Linked DNA regions of Homo sapiens: region 1 is linked to region 2. Evidence: read pairs that join two places in POLR2A ChIA-PET (ENCODE). Cell type or tissue: Caco-2. All regions are shown on one strand. Links, peaks and the distances in the headings refer to the core of each region. The heading gives the core; the rest is flanking DNA.

Region 1 (4,403 bases), core at 69-4,068, 130 kb before region 2:
TCAAACTAAAATGGGGTTTCCCTAAATTCTATGAGCTCAAATCCAAAACTGCAGATTATAAGCCAGTTTGAGCCTCAACCCTCATCTTCTCCAACTTTTCTTCAATAAAACTGAAACCAATCACCACAGCTTCACAAAGCCCCATACTTATTCATATCTTCAAGATACAGATACCGATAAGAGGTACTTTAATGACAGTGGGACCAAGAAGATAACCCAAACCTTAGTAATAAGTGAATCCTAATGAGTAGTAGATGAAAGTGTGGAGTCAGGGTGGCTGCAGTTAGCCATGCTTGATGGCTACATGGTGACAGTGGCCTGTTAGTTTACTCAGCATCGCAAATCTAACACTAGGGGTGAATGTCATCCCATTGTACATAGTATACTAGTGGAATATGCGGGTCCCAGAATTAGGCTTTAAAGAAATTTAACTCTGAAAAAAAAATGTCAATAGAGGCTTACAAACAGAAGGGCACACTGATCCAGAAAGTAACAGGAGAAGCACAGGGAATGGATAACTCTGTATTTGGAAGTACATTAACTAAGCCTTCATTCATCTCATGTATAGAAAAATTTGTAACATTTTACATAGATACAGTGTTATTAACAGAGTAGCAATATCTAATATTGACTGAGAGGATCTGTCCCTATTTCCCCAGAAAATAAAAGCCTCCTGCCCCAAATTCCGGTCTTGTTTCTCGCTATCTCAAAGTAGAGTGATAGATCTTATAGGAGAGGTTGCATTTGTGACTTATTATGTGTGATTGTCTATGGGATAAAACATATGGTCTTGTTTACTGACATTAGCAAAATCAGTAGGTATTTCTATTTCCTTCCTGCCCCTATTCCCTGTACTTCTCAACGTCCGTCTTTACACAAATTTGACTCATTTTGTTGTTGTTGTTGTTGTTTCAAAGAACATGTTAATCTAAAAAAATGTGACTCCTGAAATAAAACATTTCAATGGAAAATCTAGAACATAAAATCAGGGATATCTCCTAAAGTATAGATCCAAGGATCAACCTAGATTCATTCAATTAACATGAGTTCCCAAAACAGAAAAAGTAGTGAAGAAATTCATTAAAAAAAAAATGCAAGGACATTTTCATAAGCGAAGGGATATGTGAAACATCATATTGAAAGGTTACAAGAGGGTGAAGCAAAATGAATTTTAATCTCTCTTCCCCAAGACATCACCGAGAAGTTTCAAAACACCAAGGATGAAAAGAAGCTTTTGAAAGATGGCAGATGAGAGGCAAAAACAATACAGGAGACCCACTGAACAACAAAAATTAAACAGTGGTCTCATGTTTAAAATGGGGGGAGCAAATCTAGGTTATATACAATGTAAAATGAAATGAGCAAATACCTACTTCAATTGTGTTTTAATTACTCTTCATATTATTGTGTGAAAAAGAGGTGATTCTTTCTAAATAATAAACATAAACAAAATGTAACAAATCTATCAAAGTGCATATTTATGTACAGTTAAACACACGTATATTTTCTAAAATTTCTGAATTTTAACTCAATTTATATATGCGTCCTTAGCTAAAATATTTATAATTAATGAAGATGATAAACACTTTAAATTTACTACTTCACTTACTTCATGCTCACTCTAGAAAGACTGGCTGCAAATACACAGCGAATTTTTGGACTTAGATGCTGCTCTTCAAATTACACTGTGGTTGTAGCACATTAGAAACAGCTGGGTAGTGCTGGGTTTTCAAGAGATCAACATTTTCCCCTTATCAAAGTTCTGAACCAACTTGAAAGAGAAAGGAGAAAAGTACCTTCAGGACAGATAAAGTCCAGATTGAAATAAGTGGCCTAATTGTGTATTAACAATGGGCTCCCTAACCACTCAGGCAGGAATGAGGCCTCCAGGGCTTTTTGCTATCAGGCACAGAGCTGACCACAGCAGAACAGAAGTCAAACTCTAAAGAGGAGGGGTGAGGTGGAGAAGAGATTGAGACTCTACTCAGCTCACCAGTGAAGTAACTCACTCCACTTCTCTTAGGAGAGGAAAGAGTACGTACGAGGTTAAAAGTATTTAGAGGGGGCGGGGCATGGTGGCTCACGCCTATAATCCCAGCACTTTGGGAGGCCGAGGCAGGCAGATCACGAGGTCAAGAGATTGAGACCATCCTGGCCAACATAGTGAAATCCCTTCTCTACTAAAAATACAAAATTTAGGCCAGGTGCAGTGGCTCATACCTGTAATCCCAGCACTTTGGGAGGCCGAGGCAGGCAGGTCATCTGAGGTCAGGAGTTCCAAACTAGCTTGGCCAACATGGTGAAACCCTGCCTCTACTAAAAATACAAAAAAAATTAGCCGGGCATGGTGGCACACGCCCGTAATCTCAGCTACTGGGGAGGCTGAGGCAGAGAATCACTTGAACCTGGGAGGCAGAGGTTGCAGTGAGCTGATATCATACCACTGCACTCCAGACTGGAGGACAGAGAGAGACTCCGTGTAAAAAAAAAAAAAAAATATATATATATATATATATACACAAAAATTAGCTGGGTGTGGTGGTGTGCACCTGTAGTCCCAGCTACTCAGGAGGCTGAGGCAGGAGAATCGCTTGAACCCGACAGATGGAGGGTGCAGTGAGCCAAGATCATGCCACTGCACTGCAGCCTGGCGAAACAGCAAAACTCCGTCTCAAAAAATAAAAAAAAAAAATATTTAGGGGGAATAACCTCTCTTCAGAAAAACCATAGTAATGGGTTTATATCTCCCACCAATATGGAAGGTTTTTGTTTATTGCTTGTTTTTATTTCCTTAGAAACCTGCTGGGGCCTAAGCTGAAACCATGAAATTAGAATCTCTCAAAACGGAGTATGTGGCATCAAAAAAGATTCCCAGCTCATTCTTATGTGCATCCTTACTGAGGCACCTTAGAAGGAAGTGAAAAATCATTCACAAATTGAGACCAATCATCTAATTCACCTGGTATATGTGTCTGATTTCTGAGGATGCTTAAGATGTAATAAATGTATTGATTCAACAAAGATTGGCTTTGTACTGTGTGCCAAACTCTGTTCTAGGCCCTTAGTGTGATCTAGAAAGAAACCAGAGAACCCTGCCTCATGAAGCTCATGCATTCCAATCATGGAAACAGGCATAAACAACTGACATGATAAAGAAATACATTGTTTAATTGGTTATAGGGTGATAAGTGAGTATTACAGAAAAGAAAAGAAAAATTGGGCAACACAGTGGGTATTGGGATTGAATGTCAGCAGAATCAGATCATGTAAGACCCTATAGCTTATTGTAGAACTTTAGCTTTTTCTTTGAGTAAATTGAGGGTCATTGCTGGAAACATAATTTTATTTAAATTTTAAATGAATCACTCTGGACTTCTGCTTTTAGCTCTGATATGCAAAGAGCTTAGAAACTGTCATTCTCCTGTTTACAACAAGAAAAAGCTGAACAAAATAAAATCAGAACTTTTCTTGAACCCATCAGAATAACAAGATTACAGGGTCAACTGCCACGCTGAATCCAGAGAGACTGGTGAATCCAGAGAGATTCTAAGCTGAGGTATTACCTGAAGCAGAAGCCACAGGAGCCATAAACTGAAACTAAGTCTACTTTTTATGGGCTCATCCATAGACTGGACAGAGCTGAACAAGGAGTCAGTGAGCTTGAAGATAGGTCAACAGAAACTTCCAAAAGTGAAATGCAAAGACAGAAAGGAATGGGGGAAAATGAATATCCAAGAACTTTGGTATCATTTCAAATGGTGTGGTGTAACATAACTGATTTTAAAAATCATTGGCTACAGTGCTAAGACTGTGACTGGGTAAGGGGGGAAGCTAGAAAATCACTTAGGAGTCAATTTCAGATACCTAGAAGAAGAGTATGGTGCTGTTAGCCAGGATACCAACAGTAGAGCTGGTGAGAAGTGGTCAGATTATGGGTATAGTTTGAAATCCTATTAGCCTTTCTTTCTAATATAATGAATAGTTCATTTTTATGTCATGAGTTACAACTCACATGCACTGTAAAATCTGAGCTTTATAAAATCCTTAAAATCATAAAGAATACTTTATAGTGAACAAAACTAAGGTTCATGGAGATGCCAAATCAGATTTTCTAATGCCAAGCCGATTTTGGCTACATAATTTTCAGGGATAACTTTGATCCTTTTGGAAGCTACCAGAGAAAGTACAACTATTTGGAAAGGAGGCTATACAGGCATACTTCATTTAAATGTGCTTCTTTTTACTGTACTGTGCAGATATTGTACTTTTTACAAATTGAAGGTTTGTGGCAACCATGCATTGGGCAAGTCTATCAAAACAATTTTTTCAACAGCATGTGCTAACTTAGTACGTCTGTATTACATTTTAGTAATACCTATATTTCAAATTTTTTCATTATTATA
Region 2 (4,403 bases), core at 75-4,074:
TTTTGTTACTTTACTACCAGAAGTAATGTTGCAACATCTTCTACATGTCACTTTATTCACTAATATTAGTATTTCCATACAATAAATTCCTAAATATGGAACACTAGTTCAAAGGGTTTAATACATTTCAGTTATAACAGATATTGGCAAATTGTCCTCCACAATAAGAGGAGTATCAATTGACACACTATTATCAATTGTGTATTAGGATTATCAGTTATTTATCCTTTATGAATACCATATATTATCATTTAAAAATTTTTTTCAACCAGAGAATCAAAACTGCTCTATTATTGTTATAGAAATCTTAAAGTTGCCTTATAAAGATTTGATTTTTTTGGAGATGGTTGTGTATGGCATCTGGGTTGATGAGTCAAATTCTTCTTTCTCACTTCCCCTTCTGCTCCACCTGCAGAAAGAAGGAACGGACGCACACCTCCCCAAGGAGCCCTGGCACTAACTACAACACACACAGGGTTTGGCCAGACCTGGACCAGCTTTTGGAAAACACTAACTCAACTGTCATCCAACTTGCTGCAGTTAACCACCCGTCAGTCACCCATCAGGGGGCATGAAGCTCTGGTTTGATCACTTTGCTAAGGGCTGCACAAGGAAGAAAAAAAGTCATAAAACACTATATTGTCAAGCAGTACTCACTGCTTCTCCTCTTCACTGTCCTCTACCTTGAGTCCCTCAAAATATTTCACCTGCATGACATTTCTTCACTTGAGATGCTGTTTGCCCTTTAAATGGCATCTTAGCATTTGAGGTCCTCTAGCTGTCTTCTTTCTTTTCCTTAGGCTGACAATTCTGCTGAAAGTTTGTGAAAAGACTTGACATTCACAAAATCTAAGGTCTTCTGGTGATACCAAATGTAACAGGAATGGAAGCATCATCAGCACTGTGCAACATTATGTTTCTTTAGCATGGTTTGGCTCAGGTTACAAAACCTGGGCAGCTGTACCACAGACAGAGGCTATGGCCATTTCCCCTCTATTTTATGATCATCCCTGTTTCATTACTTTGTGCTTTCACTACATCCTGGCCTAGCAGTCTGTAGCAGCAGGCTAGAGAGATAAGGCCTTCTGGTAATAAATAAAGTAGAAGGTTAAAACCACAAAAAAGGGAATGTGGGAAATTGTGATGACAAGGCCATATGTTTAGCCTTGGATATGTGCTCTAAGAGTAGCTGGGAGCCTTTTTACCCTCTTTTAAGAGGACTTCGCATTTACACTCTATCATCCAAACATTCATAAATGCATATGCTCACAGCCAGAGAATGAGACTATTTGACAGCACCCTTTTCTTATTAAGTGCAAATGACAGACACATGCAAGTGGCCTCCACTCAAGACACAATGCTATACAATTCTGATTGTACTGAGGAAATAAATTAGAAAAATGTAAATTTACTGATAATTAGCCACAAATAGGATTACCCTCTCTACTCACCTTAGAACTCAAACGTATAGATAACAAAGTTCCTCAAAGGGGTGAGACAAAAAGAGGTGGGAGGTAAATTGAAACATATTTATCTAATTGAACAATTTGACCAATTGATAAATATGGAGTAGGGAGAAATCCTTGCTAGCATCCACTATATGATCTTTGACACACATTGGCTTTCATCACAAGTGCAGAAAAAAAAAATCCCCATAATAAATGATACCTAATTTTACTTTTCATTCAAGCCCTTAATTTTAAATACGGATCTAAATTCCATTGTTAAGGAAGCGTATTACAATAATTATTTAGGAAATGAGAGAATAATGAAAGAAAATTTTAAATCTCTTTCCTATGCACAAAGGAAAATATTTTTAATACAGATTAATATTTAGGATTTTTATCCTATGCAGCTCAATTTTTTCATATCTTTTTTTCCTGACCACCTCAACACACTGCTTTTGCATGATTAAGAGAAAAACAAATCGAGGTTGGACAAAAGCTACAAATGAAAGGAGTGGCTTGAATAACATAAGATGTATTTACTAAAGCACGAAAGCTCCCCCTTGTGATACGAAGTGACCAGCCAGGAGGGAGCAGGGACTTGTCTGGCTGTCAGGTGAGCATTTGAAGTATTACTCGCTGTATCTTATTATTGGTATTTAATTGACTCAGTTCTCCTTCAACCACAGGTAAGTAACTATAGAACCCAACGAGTCTAGATAAAAGTGATTAAAAAGAACTGCAAGCATTTTATAGAAACCACAATAAATTCCAAATGGATTAAAGATTTAAATGTAATAAATTATATAATGAAATTTTGATGGATAATTTTATATTTGACTGGGGAAGGACTTTCTAAACAGGATATCAAAATCACAAGCCATAAAAGATGCCACTAGATTTTTCACATAAAATTCCTAAACTTCACCTAAATTAAATTCCTTAAACTAAATTAAAACTAAGAAAAACAAAATTGCGATATATACAACAGGCCAATAGCGCATACACTTATGAAAGAATGAGCTCTTAAACTTTTTTAAGGAAGAAACAACACACCATTTTGGCTAATAAGCACACTAAGATACATCAAACTTTATTGGTAATAAAGAATAAAAGTTACAAATTAAAAGACCAATGAGATAGTATTTTTTTTCATGTACCTACCATCTTGGCTAAGATTTAAAAGAATAATGCCCAATGCTTAGTATGCAGAAATAGACACTTTAATACATAGGAGTATATTTACACATGCAAGTTTCCTGGGGGCCTGGGAGGAATCTAGTAATATATATAAAAATTGAAATAGGCATATTCCTTTAACCAGAAATGCAATCTCTACAAATTTATCAGACAAACATGTGAGCATAACTAAGCAACAAATATCCAAAAAGTATTGCTTATAGTAATGAAGTATTGCAAGCAATAGTAAATGTTTATTGTTTCAAATTTGGTAAATAAATTAATCCATTTTTACAAATTAATACTTTGCAGCTATTAAATACAATGATATCATCTATGCTTTACGATTCCATTAAATGTACAGAATATAATTATTAAGTGAAAAAGCAAATATTAAATATTATAAAGTTTTTTTAATGTTTTATGTATATTTAAAATTCTAATAAATTCATGCTTTCACATGAAGAATTATTATCCTGGGGAAAGAAGGGCGGGAGCTTGATGAGGGAGCTTATTTAACCAGTGATTTTTATTTTTTTGATAGACTTCTCTGTTTTCTATGTTTTATGTAATATACATAAATAACTTTTATAACAACAAAAATTAGTTTTTCTTAAAAATATAAACAAATCCTTATTTTGGACTTTTTTTTTCACCATGACTGCTTTTTGAAGACTTCAGATACTGAATTTGAAACAGCATAGAAATAAACAATGGGTTTTTTTAAATCTGTGTTTTGACTATTCCTAACTCTGAAGGAAGTACATTCTAGCAGTTGGTCCTGAATATAAATAACCATAGCTAAAATAAAACTTTTAGAGTAGACTTCTGAAATTATTTCCTCCAATTATTCCATCTTACAGACAGAAATTTTAAATTTGGGTAGATAATATGTCTTTGCAAAGTCACAAAGCAGTGGGCAGTAGACCAGAATGAAAATGCAGATACCCTCCCTCCTTAATCAACTTCCCTTTGTGTGACTGAAAACTTCCACTTTTGTGACTTTTATTGCATGAGTTTTCAAACAAATTTTTAAAGTAGTTCTCATAGCATGCTAGTGTTATCTTGAACAATGACATAAATAATGAAACTGACTGCATAGTCTGCATTCCCTTATTAGTAAGGATATACCCAAACTATCCATGACCCAAATGTGCCATTTATCAAAATAATCATGATGATGATTATATCCTACCATAGAGCTACTGCAATGTGCGAGCCACCATGTTAATGCTTTATATGCATTCTTTCATTTAATTTTTATAACTTAGATAGAAATTCTTATTATCTGCATTTTATTGATGAGAAAACAAAGTCTTAGAAGAGTGACTTAACCAACATCATAGAGCTAGTGTGACATTCTATTACAGCACCTCCTTGGTGTATCTGACTCCCAGATTTAAAAATAAAAGACTTCTCCATTGCTCCTTAAATTGCTTCATAAAGACGGCCAAAGATTCAAGACATATCACATGTCTTCATGATAGTGGATTAAAACGAAGCACCATTTTCATAATGTCCAACATATTATAACATATGATACGCCATGTTGCAATACATTTCCATGCCTCCTTTAAAAATGGTCTCATAAATAATGTGTTAATCTATAACTAACCTCTGCAGTAGACCTAGAACCACTGACCCATCTCATACTTACCAAAAGACAGCAAGTCTTTCCTAAACTGTCTGCGACAACTTAAGAAAAAGTGGTGAGAATATCAATAAATTATCATATAGCACATGTTCAATTATGTTCAGACACTGATTTAAAATAAGTAA

The links. ChIA-PET counts read pairs that join two places held together with the same protein. Peaks named below come from ENCODE experiments on the same cell type or tissue, not always from the same donor. Only the 100,000 strongest peaks of a DNase experiment are listed, where the experiment ranks them.
Region 1: POLR2A ChIA-PET joins it to region 2 with 9 read pairs; 1 of 35 experiments calls an interaction of 5 or more read pairs at or near these places.

Annotation. Positions count from the first base shown.
Region 1 is chr7:10,577,886-10,582,288 of GRCh38, forward strand. The region is part of intron 1 of MGC4859 (a long non-coding RNA gene); the gene reads right to left. Among named protein-coding and RNA genes, the nearest start is that of MGC4859, 200 kb to the right of the region's middle. In Caco-2, for the core only: no CTCF peak of the experiment used is centred there; a DNase peak (open chromatin) is centred at 1,906.
Region 2 is chr7:10,706,644-10,711,046 of GRCh38, forward strand. All of the region lies in intron 1 of MGC4859 (a long non-coding RNA gene), which reads right to left. LOC100131472 (a long non-coding RNA gene) reads left to right here. Exons shown (of 2, transcript NR_149037.1): 2 at 416-895. Among named protein-coding and RNA genes, the nearest start is that of MGC4859, 71 kb to the right of the region's middle. In Caco-2, for the core only: a CTCF peak has its summit at 1,993; a DNase peak (open chromatin) is centred at 2,028.